Regions from separate parts of the Homo sapiens genome. Here region 2 is linked to region 1. Evidence: chromatin loops called from intact Hi-C (ENCODE). Cell type or tissue: heart right ventricle. All regions are shown on one strand. Region 1 overlaps LIPE (lipase E, hormone sensitive type). Region 2 overlaps CIC (capicua transcriptional repressor).

Region 1 (2,500 bases):
GTGCACTGCCGCCCCTTGGTAAAGTGGTAGCATCCATGCCGGTAGGGATCTTTTAAGATGAGGAGTGGGGGCCGGGCGCCGTGGCTCACACCTGTAATCCCACCACTTTGGGAGGCTGAGGCCGGTGGATCACCTGAGATCGGGAGTTCGAGACCAGCCTGGCCAACATGGAGAAACCCTGTCTCTACTAAAAATACAAAATTAGCCGGGCATGGTGGCGCGTGCCTGTAGTCCCAGCTACTCGGGAGGCTGAGGCAGGAGAATCGCTTGAACCTGGGAGGCAGAGGTTGCGGTGAGCCAAGATCACACCATTGCACTCCAGCCTCGGCAACAAGACAGAAACTCTGTCTCAAAAAAATTAAAATAAAATAAATAAAAAGATGAGGAGAGGGGACATTTCCAACAAAACAAGTGACTGCACAAAGGAGTGGGGAAGGGGCTGGACCCAGGCCCTAGGGACTCCAGAGCTCTGCCCTTTGTCCTGTTCCAGGCGGCTCCCCGAGGACTGGGCTGGGTGGAGCTGGCAGGAAGGGATGCTGAGGTTGCCAGCAACTCGCCAGGAATCCCTGGCAGAGGGCACTGGGGCAGGGGTAGGCCCACTGGGGCCGTGGGTAAGGACTAGGGGAGAGGTAGGGCAGAGGGGATTTGGCTTTGGGTGGTGTCCCACTGACTGGGCACTGGACCTTTCTTTGCCCTGAAGAGTTTCTGGACAGCTGAATCCGACTCCTGGGGACTGAGCAGGGGTAAGGAGGGCGGTGGGGAAGGAAGTGGGGTGGGGGTGGATGGGGGATGGAGGAAGGGCCAGGTGTGGGGCCTGGGAGGAAGCAAAGGCTTCTGAAGCCAGGAAGCCTGGAATCAGATGCAGGTGGGGACAATGAGTGGCTGGATCCCCGAGAGTGTGTGCATAAAAGAGCAAACGTTGCACCAACAGCCTCTGCGTGCCTGGTCTCTTTCTCTGTGCGTGTGTGTGTTTAATTTAAAAATAGGGATCGAGTCTAGCTGTGTTGCCTAGACTGGTCTCGAACTCCTGTGCTCAAGCAATCCTCCTGCCTTGGTCTCCCAAAGTGCTGGGATTTCTTTTCTTTTTTTTTTTTTTTTCATTCTCAAAGGAGGTGATGAGATTTCTTTATGTGTTTTATGTGAAGTGACTCATGTCGCCTGCCCCACAACCTATGAGGGAGAGACCATTATCATCCCTTTTGGCAGATGACAAAATTGAGGCACAGAAAGGTGACATAACCCCCGGGGTCACACGGCCAGCAGGGGGCAGCTCCAGGGCAGAGCTGCTGATCTCTGCTGTGTTTCTGTGTGCTGCTCCCTCTGTCTGTGCTTCAAAGTATATGCTTTCTGGTCGGGTGTGAGTGTGTCTGGGGTTCACGTGTACATATGTACCTCTGCAGGTATGTGTCATGGCTGGCGTGTGTCCTGGCCTGTGTCCGTCGGCACTGGTACATTTGAAGGTATGAATGTTTGTATGCCTGTGAATGTATCTGTGTCTCTGTTTCTCTTGGCCTGTGAGCTTGTGTGGGCGTGTTTGTTTATGTATGAATGGATATACATGCTTGTGCGTGTCTTGGTCTCTGTGTGTGTGTTGAGAACAAACCTCTCCCCATTTGCTCAAGCTGGAACCCAGGATGTCATCCTGGCCACCTCCCCACCCCCCAACTCCCATGCAATCCATCCCCTAGTCCTGCCCACTATGCCTACTAAAGGCCTCTGGAACCTGGCCCTTCTCCCCACCTCCACTGCCTCCTCCCTGGTCCAGGCGGTAGCATCATTACCTGGGTGACTATGACAGATCTTTATATATTTCTGATTTTGTTCTCTTTGATTTGTTGTCCACATAGCAGCCACAGGATCTTTTTAGCACACAAATCTGTTCACACACTTCCAACCCTTCAACACCCCCTCCCTTGCTTTCAGGATAAAGCCCCCAATCCTGCACATGGCCTCCCAAGCCAGGTACCATCCTCCTCTCTCTCTCTCTTTTTGAGACAAAGTCTCATTGTTGCCCAGGCTGGAGTAGAGTGGTGCGATCACAGCTCACTGCAGCCTCAACCTCCTGGGCTCAATTGATCCTCCCACCTCAGCCTCCCAAGTAGCTGGGACTACAGGTACACCCCACCATGCCCGGCTAATGTTTGTGTTTTTGGTAGAGACGGGGTCTCGCTATGTTGCCCACGCTGGCCTCAAACTCCTGGACTCAAGGGGTCCTCCCACCTTGGCCTCCCAAAGTGCCAGGATTACAGGTGTGAGCCGCTGTACCCAGCTACCATCCTCCTCTCTTAAACTGCCTGCCCTGTTTCCTCTTCCTCTTCCTCCTGGCCCTGGCTGAGCTCCCTCTGCACTGTAACTCAGTGTTTCCTCAAGCCTCGGGTCTTTCTCCATACTGTCCTCTCTGTTCCCCTGCCTGCCCCCTGCACAGCACTTAACGCCTGTCCATCTTGGGTCCAATATTGCCTCCTTGGGAAGCCTCTCAATTCTATCTTCCCAGGGTGTT
Region 2 (2,500 bases), 140 kb before region 1:
CAGAGGGCATGACCCAGGTCATCCTACCTCCCCCTTTACCCCTTGCCTTTCATTTGATGCCAGCTTCATTGAAAGGAGTCCCAGATATAGTGCACCCCAATGGGTAGGGCCTCAGAGACGAGGCAGTACCCACCAACTATGCTTGGGCAGGTGGGGAAAAAGAGGGGCCAAAGGGGTTAAGCCTGGGTCTCCTGACTCCCCAGATCCAGATACTGCCCACCATAATTTCCATTTTGTTTCAAACAGTGAACCCTATCTCCACCAGCAGAAGCCAGCTCCCTCCTCATCCCTCTGCCAGGCCCAGGGCTGAGCAGTCCTGGGGCAGGTGGGTGAGGAAGGCAGATGTGGATGCAGGCACAGGCAAGGATGAGCCCAGGGAGGTACTGAGTCTGGGGAAGCCAAGGGGCAGGGACAACTCAGTGGTTCATGGGGGCTGATAAGGGAGGATCAGGTAGGTTTCTCACTGGAGGTGACATTTGAGCTGAAGTATGAGGAATGAGTAGATTTCAGAATAGTCAAAGAAAGGAAAAGGCAATTCCACCTGAAACAGCTGCATGAGCAAAGACCAGGAAGAGTGAAAGTGCATGAACTCCGAGTGGCTAGTTGAGGCTGGAGCTGACACCAGAGTCCAGGCTTAGCAGAAGGGTGCCGTGGACGACAGGCCCAGCTTGAATGCCAGGCTGAGAAGCTGGGGCTCTACGCGGGCCAGTAAAGAGTCAAGAAGGCATTTAGAGCAGGGGAGGGAAAATGTTGGATCTAGGTGTCAGAGACCCCTGGAGACCGCCCTGGAAAGGCAGGAGTTGGGAAGAAGATGGCTTGGGGAAGAGGAGGAGAGGAGGAAGAGCTTGTGAAGGTGCAGGAGTGAGTCTTGGTAACTGTAGAAGAGACCCCAGCTCCCCCAGCTTAGCAGCCCCCAGCACCAGGAGCTGCGAGGCGTCAGGCTGCCTCCTGGCGGCAGGCGGCGGCGGGACAGCAGGCGCGCGCATGCGCGGCAGAGGGGGTTGGGGGGTACGTCCCGGAGCCCCCGGTGCCCGGGTATTAATGGCTCCATTAGTGGCCGGGAGGGAGGCGCATTAGCGGCGGCGACGGCGTCTGGCTCCCATTACCACCGGCGGCAGCGGCTGCACCGCAGGCGGCTGGACCCTAGCCCGCCGCGCCGCCTCCTCCACCCCCACCCTATCCCCTGTTCCCGCTCCCCACGAGGGCCCGGGCAGGGAACTCCCGTCCCCCTATTTCAGCGGAAAAGCTGATTGTGAAGCCAGATAGATTTGGGTTCAAATCCCGGCCGTGCCACCTCGCGGCTGCAAGATGCTATCCCCCCTCTGAGCCTGTTTCTTGCGAAGTAGTCGGGGAAACCGGGTGCTCCGGGGGCTGTGTAGAAGCGGACTGGCACCCAGCGAGGGCCGCGCCCAGCCCCCGCTGGCACCTAGGGGTGTGGGTTCCCGCGCGCCCCTGGGTGCAGACCTCCTGTGTCGGGCCTCCGTCCTTCTCATTGGCTGCCGTCTCGCCCGCTGACCGCTGATTGGCCGAGACCTGCTTCTCCGCCCCTGAGCGATTAACCCCTGCGCTGCCGCGTCCTCGGGCTGGGTGGGGTACCCTCCCTCCCACCGCAGACAGCTCGGGTGCCAGCTGGCCGGCGCCCCGCCGCGGCCCGCGTGGGTGTCAGGCCGGCCGGGCACCCGTCCGCCCTCCCTGCACAAAGCGGCTTTGTGGAGCCTGCCGGGGGTTGGCTGGGGGCCAGGCGGCGAGTGGAAAATCTCGTGAGCGCGGGGAGGGGAGGGGAACGCAGGGCGGCGCCCCCTCCTCTGCTCGGGCCTTGGCGCCTCCCTCAGCCCGCGCCGACCAACCCTCCCAGCCCAAGCGCCTGTACACCCCTTTCCCGCCCCCGCACCTTCCCTTCCCCAAACCCACGTCTCTCAACCCCCCCACCCCCGCATCCCACCCATCTCCCAATCCCTGGGGACCATCCCCCACACACTCTCCCCAGTCTCTCTTTTCCTCCTGGTCCCCCTGCCTACCCCAGCCCCACTCACACTGACTCACCCCGGCGCTATTTTTAGCCCCCCATCCTTGCCGAGCCGCGCCAGCCCAATCCTGGGCTCGTTCCCCAGGCAACCCTGGCCGTCGCCGACGCCGCCCGGGGTGGGTGGGTGGGTGTGTATGTGGAAAGCGGGTGAGGGGAGCTGGGGACACCGGGGTGGTGAGCTGAGGCGGGGACCCGGGCCTGGAGAGCAGGGTGGGGAGCCGCAGGCGGCCGGCAGGGGTGCGGTGCCTCGCGGGCTCAATAAATGGGCCCCATGAGTTTAGAGTGCGCGTCTGCCTGTCCCTCGGTCTGTCAGCATCCCTGGCTGCTCGCCCCAGGCCTCTGGGCAGGCCTCAGCCTGTACCGCCCGCCCGGGTGGCTGTTGATGTCTTCGTCTGGGTTCCCTGTCCCCAGGCCTGGGTGTGGTGGCACAGTGGGGGCTGTTTAGGGGCAGTCCTTCTGTGGAGTTGGTTAGGG

What was found. A loop is a pair of places that touch in the nucleus more often than their neighbours do. Peaks named below come from ENCODE experiments on the same cell type or tissue, not always from the same donor. Only the 100,000 strongest peaks of a DNase experiment are listed, where the experiment ranks them.
Region 2: it touches region 1 in a loop (4-fold over the local background); 4 of 110 quality-filtered maps call a loop at or near these places.

The regions. Positions count from the first base shown.
Region 1 is chr19:42,418,928-42,421,427 of GRCh38, forward strand. All of the region lies in intron 1 of LIPE (lipase E, hormone sensitive type), which reads right to left. All of the region lies in intron 1 of LIPE-AS1 (LIPE antisense RNA 1), which reads left to right. Among named protein-coding and RNA genes, the nearest start is that of LIPE, 7.2 kb to the right of the region's middle. In heart right ventricle, a CTCF peak has its summit at 1,267 (motif pointing right); a DNase peak (open chromatin) is centred at 555; H3K4me3 peaks cover 460 bases; H3K27ac peaks cover 2,500 bases.
Region 2 is chr19:42,278,994-42,281,493 of GRCh38, forward strand. The region is part of intron 2 of CIC (capicua transcriptional repressor); the gene reads left to right. Among named protein-coding and RNA genes, the nearest start is that of CIC, 11 kb to the left of the region's middle. RefSeq lists silencers at 729-1,068, 1,149-1,268, 1,549-1,868, 2,129-2,328, enhancers at 910-1,054, 1,194-1,699 and a cis regulatory region at 975-990. In heart right ventricle, CTCF peaks have their summits at 950 (motif pointing left) and 1,150; DNase peaks (open chromatin) are centred at 982, 1,528 and 2,357; H3K4me3 peaks cover 2,500 bases; H3K27ac peaks cover 2,500 bases.